Regions from separate parts of the Homo sapiens genome. Here region 1 is linked to region 2. Evidence: chromatin loops called from intact Hi-C (ENCODE). Cell type or tissue: heart left ventricle. All regions are shown on one strand.

The links. A loop is a pair of places that touch in the nucleus more often than their neighbours do. Peaks named below come from ENCODE experiments on the same cell type or tissue, not always from the same donor. Only the 100,000 strongest peaks of a DNase experiment are listed, where the experiment ranks them.
Region 1: it touches region 2 in a loop (3-fold over the local background); 16 of 110 quality-filtered maps call a loop at or near these places.

The regions. Positions count from the first base shown.
Region 1 is chr5:152,143,140-152,151,139 of GRCh38, forward strand. All of the region lies in intron 1 of LINC01933 (long intergenic non-protein coding RNA 1933), which reads left to right. Among named protein-coding and RNA genes, the nearest start is that of LINC01933, 190 kb to the left of the region's middle. In heart left ventricle, a CTCF peak has its summit at 106; no DNase peak of the experiment used is centred here.
Region 2 is chr5:152,267,267-152,275,266 of GRCh38, forward strand. It overlaps LINC01933 (long intergenic non-protein coding RNA 1933), which reads left to right. Exons shown (of 3, transcript NR_109876.1): 2 at 1-89; 3 at 2,929-3,183. Among named protein-coding and RNA genes, the nearest start is that of NMUR2, 130 kb to the right of the region's middle. In heart left ventricle, a CTCF peak has its summit at 4,362 (motif pointing left); no DNase peak of the experiment used is centred here; H3K27ac peaks cover 2,048 bases.

The sequences.
Region 1 (8,000 bases), 120 kb before region 2:
CCCTTCAGTCACAACAGGCCTCTCCAAAGGCTGTCTCAGAGAAGTGTACTTTTAGATCATTCCGTGGCTTAACTTATCCACATCTCTGTTTGCCACCCCATTTTGGTTATGTTCCCCAAACATTCTATTCCCTTAAGCTCAGTTGTGCTATTCTTTTTCCCCTTATCTCTTTTGTAATAAATCTGGATGAAATTACTTGTATATGGCATCACAAACCGCATCCTTTGGGTCTTATATTTAGACTCTGATTTTAGAGAAGGGCCAAACAGAGGCTTAGAGTGGTGAAATGACCTGTCCAAAGTGACAAAGACCCAGCAGGGACTAAAACTCAGACTACCCCATCCTGTTTCATTTCCCTTTCCTCGATACGCATCTTCCCATAGAAAGACAATATATCCCAGTGGTGAGGCTGAAAGCTCTGGAGACAGAGGTCCTGGGCTTGACTCCTGGCTTTGCCATGCGTTGGCTGTGTGATATTGGATAGGGTATCCTTTAAGCTTTTATGTGCCTCTGTGTTCTCATCTAATAGAGTGGTTGTGAGAGTGAAATAACGTAAGGCAGATAAAGCATTCAGTATAGTATCTGGCACATAGTAGGTGCTCAATAAATAATATTTACCATTAGTTCCATGATTGCCTAGTGGTATTAGTTGGAAATTATTTTTGGTGGTTCTGTAATGGAACTGCTAGAACAAAATTTCCTAAGTTTTTTTTTTTCATTAAACATAAAAATCTACCTCTTTCCAAATGGAAGCACCTTCTAGCTAGAGTGAGCAAACTGGGAGGTGGGAGAGTTTAGGGAAAATATTTAAGTAACTGATGTATAGCTTTCTAGAGACAGTGTGGTTCAAGATGAGACTGGAAAAGCTACTGGGAGGTAGGTGGCCTTGAATGCAGGAATTTGGCTTTATTCTGCATGCAATAGGGGGTCATGGCTGATGCTTGAATATGGCAGTTTTTATTTTCCCATTTCCCTTGTATGGATTGCTTCTCCTGCTCCTACAGTGTGAGGGCTGTCAAGAGCTCGAATGATTGCTGTTCTTATCACGTGTGCACGTGCACATGAACACACCCATCTTGGGGCTTTCAGTATTCCAATCACCTTGAGGTTGTCGCCAAGGAGCCTAGTGTTGCTTGCAGCCACGTCAGAATGAAGAACAAGCTGGGCCGTCACAGTCTGCTGGTGGTGGGGGCTTGTCACTTCTAGATGGAGTGTTGTTCCCGTGCATGGAAATCGCTGGTGTGGGCGAAAAAAAGCTGAGGATACTGGCAGAGGGGAAAGAAAGGAGGCAAGTGGCTGCTTGAATGCAGGAGGGGAAAGAGAGAGAGACTTTTCTGCCATTTCTGTAGGGATTGTCCCCAGGAAAGAGACAGTCAGTCATGTGAGCAAAGGATGCCTTGACTTCCTCAGGGTGTACTTCATCTCCTGTTGCTGGCTACAGATGGCTGAAGTCAATGCTTTATTCCTCCTCTTGCTTGGCACTTTCACTTTCTGGATTTTGCCAATTGTTATTTGCTGGGGTGAGCAGGAGATGTAACTGGGAGAAAGGAAACAGGTAGGGTTGTGATAGATGTTTCAAATGGAAGCTTAATGGAATTTGCCCTTTGGGGAATGCAGCCCTTACAACCCGCATCAGGGACTCAATGACTTGGAGCTCCAAGTGTCCCTGATGACCTTTTCTGTTAGAGGCAGATTGGCAGGCCTGTAGGCTATGCGTGGATGCATTTGTTTTGGCACTAGAGTGCTCTTTTTTTTTTTTTTTTCAATGTTAGGATGAGATGACACAATTTTAAAATTTGATTTTTTTTTTTTCATTTAGAAATTTGAATTTCTGGCTTCTCTTGAAAACCAGATCATTTGATGACACTGGTCTGCATTCCCCCTTGGCAGCAATCTATAAGTAAAAAAAAGACTCTGCCCTGCTTTAAATAGGTCAAGAATTCTCTAGTTCCCTACAGTTTCCACCCTGATCCATTATCTTGATCAGCTTGGCCTTGTAAACACTTTGTAACCCAACAGTATATGATCCCTGCCTGATCCAGGCTAACCTCCCCATTTTAGAAATAAGAGCTGTGAGGTTCAGAGAGGGCCTTCGGTTTACCCATGGTCATACAGCCTCCCCCATGGACAGAGTAGGCTCCATTTACATATGATTTGAGGGGTGATCAAAAGCACTTACCCTTTTTCCTTTACTTCCAAGTGAAAAATTTACCTCTCACCCTGGCCTTCTGTTCATTAGCAGTCTAAAATGGACTCAAGAAAGAGAATTATTTGGCTATATTACCTTTCTGGCCTTCTTTAAATCATATGTTATATCTTTTGCTCTTTTCTGCTTATTTAGCTAACCTCACTCTGACCCGCTCTGACTCACTCAGACACTCAGGTAGGCCAGATGGTGTTGCTGTTGAAACTGAGGCAGTGGAGACAGAGCCTCGAATCCTCGGGTAAAAATCACAGTTCTGGGTCTGAGGCTCCTCATCTGGCAGAAAGTGTTCATAACCTCAGGAGGTGGTTATGAAGATTAAAAGAAGCAAAAAGTTGAATGTGTTTATCATAGTAGTAGCAAATTGGAAAAAATAGTAACTCAGTGTTAGAAGTTATTATTCTAGAGAGACTCAGAACTGAAGGTGTCCCAGGAGATCGTACTGTCCAACTGGCTCATTTTTGTGGTGAAAGCCATAACGTGCTTATAGTAAAAATCTGAGTGGAGAAGAAAATACAGTAAAATATAAAAGGATTTTTCTCCCTATCACTACCTTCATTTCAGTCTAATTTCCCCAGAGGCAATAACTGTTAAGTTTCTTGCGTGTCCTTTCAGATATTTTATTTGCATATACATTATAAATAACTTGCATCCTGTATTTTGACACAAATGTAATCAGACTACTCATGCTGTTCTGATACTTGCATTTTTTATTTAACAATATGTAGTAGATCTCCTTTCATGTCAGCGCATGAGGGTTTTTTTTCTGTTTTCAATGGCCCGTTTATTTCACAGGAAGTTTATACTATAGCTTACAGACCAACGAATGTATTCTGCAAAAGACCAGATACCTAATATTGTAGGCTTTGTTGGTCATAGGATCTCTGTACCACCTATTTCTCCTCCCCTTTCTCTTCTTCCTCCTCTTTCTTGTCCTATTTCTCTTTTTAACAATGCTTTGAAGATGTAAAGACCATTTTTAGCTCACAAGTCATACCTCAACAGGCTGTGAGCCCGATTTGGCGCATGTGGTAGCTCATTTACACAACTTTTGGGTAGACAGGTTGCTACTACACATAATGCTGCAACGGGCATCTCTGTGCTGCATCTTTCAGTGTTCATTTGAGTTTACTTGTAGGATATATTCACAGGAGTGGAATTACTGGGACACGTTTCTTAATCGTGAAAGATATTCCATCAAACTCCTCATTTATAGGTGGTATAAGAGGTCCAGTGAAGAGACTGATCCAGAGTTGCTCAGCAAGTCGGTGGTAAGAGCAGGACTAAAACTTCCTTTCCCAGCACTTAACTAGGGCTCCTTCCGCTGTTGTGCAGACCCTATCTGATATGGTTTGGCTGTGTCTCCACCCAAATCTTATCTTGGATTGTGGTTCCCATAATCCCCACGTGCCATAGGAGGGACCCCACGGGAGGTAATTTAATCACGGGGGAGGTTACCCTCATGCTGTTCTTGAGACAGTAAGTTCTCACGAGATATGAGGGTTTTATAAGGGGCTTTTCCCTTTTACTTGATACTTTTTTTGATGCCGCCGTGTGAAGAAGGACATGTTTGCTTCCCTTTCTGCCATGATTGTAAGTTTCCTGAGGCCTCTCCAGCCATGTTGAACTCTGAGTCAATTAAACCTCTTTCCTTTATAAATTTCCCAGTCTCTGGTATGTCTTTATTAGCAGCATGAGAATAGACTGATACATCCCTGCTGAGGGCTCACAGGGAATTTGTTGTGGGACATGGAGTTGGAAAGACCCAAGCTTTCTCAAGTCCAGAGGGAGGCGCAGAGCAGGGTCACAGAACCGAGGGACCTCAACACTGTCAGATCTCTTTCCCCTCCTGTCTCATTTCTGCTTCTTGCAGTTGCTTTCGATGATGTGGGGCAGAAGCTCCAGGGTCAGTTTTATGTCATGTGTGTGGCCTGAAAGGAAAAGAAAGCTTTTGACTGCAATTAACAGAAAACACACAAAAGAAGCTTTTGCTTGCAATTAACAGAAAACTCTGGCACAAACAAATATAAATACAGTTTATTACATCACATAACTCCAAGTTCAGAGGCAGGGCAGTCTCTAGGCAACATTCAGGCAGTGGCTGGATACTGTCCTCATGGACTCTGGGTCTTTCTGCTTCCTGTTTCTGTTCTCAGTGCTGGCTTCATCTTTAAGCTGGTGATGAAAGGGTTGAACTAGTTCCAAGTGTCACATGTAGAACCAGTGATAGTCTGTGTCTTCTTCTCAGGAAAGAGAAAACTTTCCCAGCATACCTGTAGCATATTTCCCTTGATTGGCCAAAACTGGGACACATGACAGCTGTTGACTCAATTCCTGATAAGAGGGATGAGAATACCATCATTGACTTAGAAAAATGATCTGGGGATGAATGGATGTTGGGGCATCTACTGCCCTGACTATTACGCAGTGCTTATTTCTGAACTCAGGTCTGGAAACTTACAGAGATTAATTTGAATTGGATTATTTTAGGTTACATACCCATTTCTTAGACCAATCCCTATGGTCAATAGGCCATTGTAGTTGCCAAGCTTGACCAATGGCTGTGGTGTAAGCATATGGCAAGCTTTGAGAACAGAGAAAAGGTGAGGAGAATCTGCTTCCCCAAAAGAAAGATACCTTCCACTGGTGTGCACTTCACCCTTCAGAAGATCCCAGGTCTTCGGAGGCAGCCTAAGTAGAGGAGAAGCACTAGCATTGAAGTCAGATGTCTTAGCTGAGAATCCTGCCTCTGCTATTCACTAGGCTGGATTTCCTGTTTCAGTGCCAGAGTCTATCCAATGGGGATAATTATGCCCAGGATAGGCAGCCAATCTCACAGGTACCTTATGAGGACTGATAAGGAAATGGTGAAAATAAAGCAAGGGACCCTCCAGACATTATAACCTGAGGGATGCTATCTGGTCCTACGGTGTCTCTGGACAGTGGGAGGAAGGGGTCTTTCTCTCTAGGCCCCGTGTGCTTACAACCCAGTGTTGTGGGGAGGAGTAACCTTGGAGGAGGGGCGCTGGAGGGGACAGGGAGAGCAGACAGCAGTGCACAGGTGGAGCCTCAGACTGAGGCTTGTCCCTGCTTCCTTCTCCAGGGGCCCTGCCCTATTTCTCTGCCTTTTCTCCTTCTGACCTCTCTGTACACTATTTTGAGACCCAACTGACTATCAGTTCTCAACAGATTACTCTCATCCTTCCTTTTAAATAATTCTTTGTTAGCATTGAAAAGACACATTCGGCTGGGCATTGTGGCTCACACCTTTAATCCCAGCACTTTGGGAGGCCGAGGCAGGTGGATCGCTTGAGGTTAGGAGTTTGAGACCAGGCTGGCCAACATGGAGAAACCTTGTCTCTACTAAAAATTCAAAAATGAGCCAGGCATGGTGGCGGGCACCTGTAATCCTAGCTACTTGGGAGGCTGAGGCAGGAGAATCGCTTGAACCTGGGAGGCACAGGTTGCAGTGAGCCGAGATCTGTCATTGCACTCCAGCCTTGGCAATGAGAGCAAATCTCCGTCTCAAAGGAAAAAAAAAAATACATTCAACCAAACTGTGCTTTTCACCTTTTGTCATTTTGCTAATATATATATTTTTAAATTTAAAAGTTTTCCTCTCTTCTGAATCTTTAAAATGTACTTGGGACATAACAGGATAGTTCAAACAATTTTACAGAGTGCAGACTTTAGGCATGCTAAAGCAAGAAAACACATGGTTGCTAACAAGTGGGGCTTACGTTCTAGTGATATCAGTGAGCAGAAGGCCATTCCTCTTCCCCTTCTTCCCACCACAGCACTGAGTGCCCTATCTGGGGACCTGGGCATCCTTCTGGAGCCAGTCTCTGAGAAAAGGCGGTGAGAAAATATTAAGGACTAAGAAAACAACTGAGAGAATTGTGGTCCCAATATTCCTTTCCCACAAAGGTTTCTTGAAAAATGGCAGCAATCCTAATTGCTGTTTATTAGCTATGCAACCCCTAGCAAACATTTGGCTTCCTTTGTGCTTAGTGTACTCATCTACAAAATGGAGACAAGATCTATCTCATAAGGTTATTGTGAAGATTACATTAGATCATCCAAGGACAATGGTGCATTGAGTGTGTAAGAGCATTGGCTCTGGGGTCAGGCTGCCTCCTTCATATCCTGTCTCTGCCTCTCTAGCATTGTGACACTGAATGATTTAGTTTACCTTCCTGTGCCTCAGTTTCCTGACCTACAAAATGGGAATTATAATAATAATATCTACCTCATAGGATTGTTGTAAAGATAAAATGATTCATATAAACTCTTTGATTCAGGCCTCACATCTAGAAGTGCTCAACAAAATTTACCATTTTGTCTACCTAAAAGTGTGGGGTTTTTCCAAATAAAACTATCTTTTAGACTATAAAACATTGTGATGACATCTATGTATTTTGCTGTTTAGAAAATGACCCTCAGTAGAAGGTTATCCCTCACAACTGAACCTTTGTAAGCCCTGCCTTCAGGACACAGATGGGCTGTCATGCTGTGCCTATCATTCACTGGACAAATTATAACTGAGCTTGCATTTCTCACATTGAACTATGATCAGTGCAGGCAGAGACACACAATACTAGGCAGAGCAAGACATGGGAAATGGCTCCAAAGAGCTTACCGGGGGAACAAATATATGCACATATGACCATAGATGATAATAAAAGGCACCTTGGAAATGCCAAATGGAGGGTGGCAAAGAGCTTCTGAGCAGGGAGAAAAACCTATGATGTCATTTCATCCTCAGCAATATGAACTGGCTGTGTGACTTTGGGCACATTGCTAGACCTTGGTGTGCCTCTATTTTCTCCTGCATTACAAAAGGAGATAAAATTGTATTATATTAGCAATCCTAAATTGGTATTCACAGATGGATTTTGTTTGGCGAATAGAGAGTTTTTAACTTTTGAATTAGGCATCAACATTTAAACCTTCAGAGACTTCATGGAAAACTCTAGATATTGAATTCTTTCTGGAAAATCCTAGCAACTGGTAACAGGTAGCTGGAATTAAGTAGCAACTTGCCACCATTTAAAAGATGAGGTATGTGGTTTTCAGGGCCCTCTGCTCCCAGTAGACTTTATTTCCACCTATGCGCTTGGCTCATTTCAATTTGCTGCCTGGACCCTGTAAGCATTTGAGTTTGTGACACCTGGAGCAGGTAATTTCCTTAGCATCTTTTTGTTCTTTCATGAGATTACTAAGTAGGGCAAGGGTTACTACATCCTCTCCAATGAAGAGGAAATAGTGAAAGTTGGAGAAATGGATATTTGGACACACAAAGAGATGGAAAACAGATGCAGGACTTGAAAACAGGCCTCAACTCCTTGTCTGTTATTTTCCTCTCTGACTGGTGTTTCACCCTTTCTCCAGGACCTAGAGTGTTTTATTGACTGTTTGGATGATGATTATGATGATAATTGCTATCATTTAGTATTTAGTATGTCTTAGGTGTTTTCTGTCACTTAATTATTTTGAGCTATTGCTATTAACATCCCATTTTGTAAAAGCGGAATTAGAGGTTTAAAAAAGCCAAGGAATTTGTAACTACACACTTATTAAGTACTGAAGCCAAAATTTGGACTCAGGTCTATCTGAGACCATATCCCTTGTCCTTAACCTTAAGAGTCACACAATTGTGGAGACAGGGCCAATGACTTGTCTTGTTGAATAATATCGATATATACATTTTAGAGAGATTAATTTTATACCTCAAATAGATGCTCATTTCACGTGCTGTAAGCATGAGACCCCTCTGAATAATACACAAATGATGAAA
Region 2 (8,000 bases):
TATCTGAGTAGGCTGAACCATCGGTGAAAAGGAGGCCAAGCATCTCAAAAATAGGACACGTGAGAGTATGGAGCCAATGTGACACTCAGGTGAGTTAGCCTTATGATCCCTAAGCATGCAGTCCTTGGACCAGATGCATCAGGATCTTCTGGTAAGTGTGCTAAAATATAGGCTACTGAGACCCACCCTATGTCTGTCAAATCAGAATATTCTAAGGAAGCAGGTCCCAGGGAATATATATTTTAAAGCTCCCTAAATACACTTCATGGGCTGCCAGATTTGGGAATCGCAGGATTAGGTAGCTACCTAAATGAAGACACTTAAATGTGCCAAAAGCTTCTCTTTCACCCATCCATTTATCCATCTATTCACCCATCCATCAACCAAACATGTGCCAGTATCTGGTATTTGCTTCATGACCTGCTACTGCTGTGGTGGGTGCAAAGATAAATGATCAATGTTCTCAAAGAGTCAATAGTCTAAGAGAATGGATGAATGAAGTATAAATAATAAAAGATGTGCTATGAAGTACGATAGGGGTCCAGAAAAGTATATACTTATTCCAGATTGTGGCAGAAGACTCTGGAGAGGTTTCGTTTTATATAATGGCATGAATTCCCCTTCAGATCCATCTCTAAATCAAGCTTCACCTACTTCTGACTGTTTGTGTTAGATACCAATCCTATGGATTTCTATAGTTTTCTGGAATTACTTTTTACACACTACAGTAGAGTTATGTGGCTGCTTCCATGTTTTACTTAGAAGCTGAGAGCTTGATAAAAGTGAAGGCTGCATCTTAATCATCACCTTTTCCCCCACCTCCTAGCTAGGGTCTGGCTCTGCCTAAGCAGCTGCCATTGGTGCTCAATAAACATTGAAGAAGTTGGGTTGTTGCACTGGTTATGCAAAGAAAGGGACACAGTGGGTGTAAGCGTGGGGCGGGGAGCAAAGCTGGGACCAATCATGGAACACCTAGAATTTGAATCAAATTTGGGCTTTAGTTTTTAGGCAATGAGCCTAAGACAATTTTGGAAGCATCCTTTGTTCACAAAAAAGTTAGAAATGGTGAGAACTAGGGCAGTCTATCACAAAGTGTGGGAGAGGTAATTTTATATGTAAACTATTATAAATCACATTTGAGTTATGAAGTGAGACAATTATTCCCTTTGCAGTTTCATTTCATTCTGTCTAATTATTTCAGGGAGACATTCTGAATTGGGTGCTAGTATTTTAACACTTCTCTAACACTTTCTCTTTTTAAATTTTGTTTATTTTTAATTGACAAATAATAATTGTGTATATTTATGGGGTACATTGGGCATGGAGGGTGGGTTATTCTGTGATGTCTTGACCTGTGTGTACATTGTAACACTTCTCTAATACTTTCTAATCCAGCCATCCCCAACCTTTTTGGCACCAGGAACCAGTTTTGTGGAAGACGATTTTTCCACAGATGGTTGGGGGATGATTTTGGGATGGAACTATTCCACCTCAGATCATCAGGCATTAGATTCTCATAAGAAGCATGCAACGTAGATCCCTCACATATACAGTTCACAATAGGGTTCATGGTTCTATGAGAATCTAATGCTGCCACTGATCTAACAGGAGGCAGAGCTCAGCTGATAATGCTTTTTCACCTGCTACTGACTTCCTGCTGTGTTGCCCAGTTCCTAACAGGCCATAGACTGGTACCAGTCCATAGCCTGGGGCTTGAGGACCCCTGCTCTATGATGTCTATACAACAATAAAATTGCCTAATGATACATTTCTCAGAATGTATACCCATCATTAAGTGACACATGGCTGCTTGTGTATTTTTATATATAGCTAAATGTGGCTAGATTAGATGTGATATCTCTTTGGATGCAGGGATAGGTGGGCAAGTTTCTAAAACACGAAACTAACTGTGTCTTTTCTCTGCTTAAGAACCTTCCATGACTCCCTGTTGTTCATAACCGGATAAATTCTAAGCTGCCTAACTCAGAATTCTAGCTTAGAGATGTCTACGCCTGGCTGCTCCCAACAGTTAGTCTCATGTCCTGTCTCAAACATGGGGCTTCAGTAAGAATGAAATTTCCAAGGAGAATTTTATATTCTGCATGCCTTTAAAGGCTCAAGCCTGGAGACCCCCCTTCTTGCCTCTCTTACCCTTTTCACCAGGGCACCCTCTATTCATCCTTCCAGAGCCTTCTCTGGGAAGTCCTTTCCCAAAGCCCACTTCCCAGCCTAAGCTTAGTGCTATTTCTGTAGATACCCAGAAACACATCAACTATATGTACAGTTTACCCTAGTATGTCAAAGTTATAGTTACTGCCTTAGGAGGGATTTTGAGCTTTTCATCTTTATTACTCGGGCTTCTGCTACTGTGTCAAGCAGGTAGTTGACACTCAACAAATGTTTGTTTAGCCTAACTCAGCAGAACACATGGAGTGTGTTCACATGGAGTAACCTGATTTTGCTTAGTCTGCAACATTTCTTGCATGCATCCCCTGCTTGCAGTCTCAATTACAGTCATCCTGTTTCAGTTTTCTTAACTTGTCACTCCCTTCCTCTGATAACTTTTGCCATACCTCTGTATAACATGGCCTACTTTTTGAAAAAGATTTTTTTACATTCACCTACATTTGTCTCAAATTTTTTTTTAAAAGAAACTTTGTATTACTACCGTCATTGAAAACCTTCATCACTTGGCACAAAAGAAAGTTTAAAAAATACAACAAAAGACATTCTACTAAATTCTGGCTAGACAACCTTGCCTGCTCTAGTAGATGCACTGAGACCATTAATGAATCTTTCATCCCACCTTGTGTCATATTCTTTGCCACATGACTTTGGGTCTCCCTCACTACTAGGCAAGTTCCTGTCTCCATCTCTTGATTCTGAATTCAGCCATAATACTTGCTCTCCCCAATGTTGTTTTAGCAGATTTGACACATACAGAAGCGTGAAAAACTCTTGTGTGACTGGGATAGCTCCTCTGCAATGAGAACATGCCTGGGATAATGTACTGAAAAGATGTGAGAAATACATGAAGCAGAGTCCAGTCATCCCAGCCAAGAACCAGCTGTGAATGTAACCGCATGACTTTGAGGCAAGTCCAGACCAAGAACAAAGAACCACTGGTCTTAAAGACAGACCTGCAGATTCCTGAGCTAAATAAAAGTTTATTGTTGAAAGGCACTGAGTTGTTTTTGTTTCCTACAGATATTAATGTGGCAATAGATAGCTAATATACCTGCCAAGGCTCTGAGCCTGAGACATGTTTTCTCTTTGCTAAAAAGATAGATTAGAACAGGGGTCCCCAAACCCCAGGCCACAGACTGGTACAGGTCTGTGGCCTATTGGGAATTGAGCCACACAGCAGGAGTGGTGGGTGAGCCAGCATTATCACCTGAGCTCTGCCTCCTGTCAGATCGGCAGAGGCATTAGATACTCATAAGAGCATGAACCCTATTGCAAACTGCATATGCAAAGAATCTAGGTTGTGTGCTCTTTATGAGAATCTAATCCTGATGATCCAAGGTGGAACAGTTTCATCTGGAAACCATCCCCCTTCCCTGCTTGGGGAAAATTGTCTTCCACAAAACTGGTCCCTGGTGCCAAAAAGGTTGGGGACTGCTGTCATAGAGCATATTTACACAAACCTAGGTGGTATAGCCTGCTACACACCTAGGCTATATGGTATAGCCTATGACTCCTAGGCTACAATCCTGTACAACTTGTTACTATATTGAATGCTGTGGGGAATTGTAACACAATGGTATTTGTGTATCTAAACATATCTAAAAATAGAAAAGATATAGTAACATAGGTTATTATAATCTTATGGGACCATTGTTATATATGCTGGCCATTGTGGACCAAATATTTATAACCTGTGACTATATACATATATATAACATATATGTGTGTTTATATTTATATTTATAATACATTTATTTACATAAATTTTTCTCTACAAAAATTCCTGCCAGGTAGTTTTCCTCCTTCTGTTTGCAAACCTCCAGTGACAGGTGGCTTATTATTAGCAAATGAGCCTGTTACAGTCCTGATTGTAACTGGATGAAAAAGATAGACTTCAGCAACACAAAACTGGAAATGGGGATTGTTGCAGTAATCCAGGTGAGGGACATGGAAGAGCCAAAACGAGCAGGAAGAGTCCGGATGTAATGATAGAGAAGCGAACTCCTTTGGTTGATGCTAAGTGCCAAAAAAATGTGAATTGTGTAAAATGTGAATTGTAAAGTGGTTGTGCTCACTTTAGAGCCCAAACTTACTGCATGAACAACTCCCAAACCACACAAATATCTACTTTTCCTTTAAATGGACAAAGCAATGCTGACACCCAGTGGCTGGTTCAGATTACCCACAGCTCTCAGAGAGAGGATCCCAAGGGAGATGAAAGTCAACTTGCTCAGCCCCGACCATCAGAGCACAACCCAGGATCTTTAGCTGAAAGGGCGAGTCTAAATTCAGCCAGTAATAGCCAGCCATGTGATGTGTTTGACACCACATAAAGGATAGTTCCCGGTAAGTTTAATGCAGATAAAAGACCCAAATTTAACCTGCAGATGAGAAGAGTGTTGAATCAAAGTCAGCCCCTTGGGAAACAGAGACAAAAGCAATTACCCTGAGTTCCCTGGAAAACTCCCATCCAAAGCACCAATAAGAAATGAAATAGTTAAATAGTTGACTGGCTTTGGTTGGAAGCCAGTCAACTCCCATTCTGACACAGAGTCAGGATGTGATAAAACAACAAGGAACTTGACAAATTGAATGGACAAACTGGTCCAAGGGGGGAAATGAGTTTGCTAAGGCCTAAAAGCAAGCTAATGGCAGAGAGGAAACACTAGTGTGCTTCCTGCCTGACCAGACTTAACAGCTGGAGCTCTAGTAGCCATCTTGAACCATGTGACAAGGGCCACAATCTTAGGATGGTAGAGAGGAAAGTAGAAGAGTCTGTTCATGAACAAATTCATGGGGCTGTCATACCAACCTGCAGTGTAGATCAGATTTTTATGAACTCTCATCCATGCTCAAAATGTCAATTATCATCTGAATGTCATTGATGCTGATTGTCTATCTACTTGATGTCGCCATTTGAACATCACAGAGGAACGTTCAGAACAAAACTCAGGATCTTCTCCCCACAAATTTGGTTTTCCTTCAGTGTCCCTAAATGACACCACCATCCAGTGCACAAACCAGAAGTAGAGGAGACATCCTTGACTCCTTTCTTTTCCCTGACCCCCATAACTAAAAAATCACAAGGCTTGAAAACATGACTTTATATTAACCCACTTCTTAATATTCTTTTCATCATTGCTCCAATCCTCCCTGCTTTATCCATTGGACACATTTTGCTTGTTTGTTTATCACCTCTTTCCTCCGTAAAAGAATGCCAGCTTCCATGCCTGCCCCACTTTGCATTCTGCTGCTCTTTCTTCAGACACTCTATTTTATTACAGTCTATTATTTTCTTCATACCTTTTATCTGCATCTGAAATGATGTGTATTTGTCTATGAGACTAGGGGTCTCATCTGTCTTGTCCGTGGTTTTTGACTAATGTAGTGAGAAAAGAGCAGAGATTTTGTCTATTTGCCTCACTATTGTATAACTAGCACTCAGAACTGTGCCTAGTACAAAGTAGGTGCTTAATGAATGCTTCTTGGTGAGTAAATATGAATATAGATACACATGTAATGTACATATAGTGCTTGGGCAGTAGGAGGATCTGGCAAAGGAGGTCCTGGGTTAGCAATTACCTGGTTACAGACTGCAACTCAATTACCTGTGCCTTGTTATTTTTGTAGTCAATGGTGTGAAAGCCAATGTTGCGTATCTGCCAAGGACTCGAAAAGGCAGTCTGAGGTTTGATATCATCATCATCATCTGATGAAAAAAAGATCAAACCTAGCTCTGAAAGGGGAAGTAGGGTACCTGGTGGATGTTGTCTTAGGTCAACTTGGGCTGCCACTTTTATTTTCTGTTGCTTTCCCTAACAGCCAGCGTCTATAAGGAAGGTGGTTGTCTACTTGTTCGTGCCATAGTTTAGCTGGTTTTTGACTGAATCCATGAAAGAAAAGGAAGGAAGGAGGGAGGGAGGGAAGGAAAGGGATAGAAAAGGAAGGGAAGAAAGGAAGAAAGAAGAGACAGAGAGACAGAGAACGAACCTGTTCTATGTAAAGTATTACAAGGGAAATAAAGAGAAGGTCTTTATACTTCCTGTTTTGTTCATTCCCTGACCCCACATTTGAATTCTTTATGTAACAGCCAGAATAATCCTTCCCTCTCCCTCTCTCCTCCTCTTATTCCGTCTCTCTCTCTTTTCCTCCTTTCTTTTCTCATTGGCTTAATAAAATAAAGTGAATTTTTACTCCATAACAACTCAACATTAGTGTTCCTGGTTAGCATGGGGCCACTCATATGATTATCTAGGAGCCCCAACAGGGTACCTTTGTCTTGATACTCTGAGCTCTTTTAGGGCCTCAGAGATTTCTACAAACCAGGAAAGAATAGGAAGGATCCTGCATGGAGTGTTTTTATAAGTCAAGTGCATGATCTCTGTAAGATATAAGTTGTATAGTGTCCTACCCTGCGTAAAACTTTCAGTGGCTTCCAGCCACCTTAGAATAAAACTCAAATTCTTCACTGTGGCCTACAGGGTGCTACATGATTGTTCTCACTTGCCTTTTTAAAATTTTATTTTTAACTAACAAATGTTAATTATACATATTTATGGGGTACAATGTGATGTGATGTTTCAATACATGAACACATTGTGAAATGATCAAATTAGGTGGATCCATCATCTCAAATACTTACAGTTTCTTTGTGGTGAGATTTAAAATCCAGTCTTTTGAATTATTAACTGTAATTACCATGCTATGTAATAGACCACCAGAACCTTTTCCTCCTAACTGAAACTTCAACCAACATCTCTCCTTTCCCTGTCCACAACCCCCTGCCCCACCTCCAGCCTCTGGTAACCACCATTCTACTCTCTACTTTTTTTTTTTTTTGTCCATGTGTTCTCATTGTTCGTCTCCCACTTATGAGTAATAACATGCAGTGTTTGGTTTTTTGTTCCTGTGTTAGTCTGCTGTCTACTCTCTAATTCTGAGTTCAACTTTTTTTAGATCCAACATACAAACGAGATGAGATCATGTGGTATTTGTCTCTCTGTGCTTAGCTCATTTCACTTGGCATGATGTCCTCTAAGTTCATTCATATTATCTTAAATGAAAGGATTTCCTGCTTTTTAAGGAGTAATAGTATGGCATTGTGTGCATATACTGCATTTAAAAAATCCATTCATCTATTGATAGGCACTTAGGTTGATTCCCTATCTTGGCTATTGTGAATAATGCTGCAGTGAACATAGGAGTGCAGATAACTCTTCAACATACTGATGGCATTTTCTTTGGATATATTCCCAAAAGTGGGATTGCTGGATCATATGGTAATTCTATTTTTAAATTTTTGAAGAGCCTTCATACTGTTTTCCAAAATGGCTGTACTAATTTGCAATACTACCAACAGTGTACAAGGGTTCCCTTTTCTCCACATCCTCATCAACACTTATCTTTCATCTTTTTGATCATGGCTAATTTAACAGGCACGAGGTAATATCTCATTTTAGTTTTAATATGCATTTCTCTGATGATTAGAGATGTCGAACATTTTTTAATATATCTGTTGGCCATTCTTATGTCTCCTTTTGAGAAATGTTTATTCAGCTTCTTTGCCCTTAAAATAGAGTTATTTGTTTTCATGTTATTGAGTAGTTTGAGTTAATTGTATATTTTGGATATTAACTCCTTATCCAAAATTAACCTACACAACTGTGGCCAATTAATTTTCAACAAAGGTGCCAAGAACACACAACAGGGAAATAACATTCTCTTCATTCCCTTTAGTTGGTAAAACTAAATATCCACATGCAGAATGAAAATTGATCCTCATCTCACCATGTATATAAGAATCAGCTTAAAAC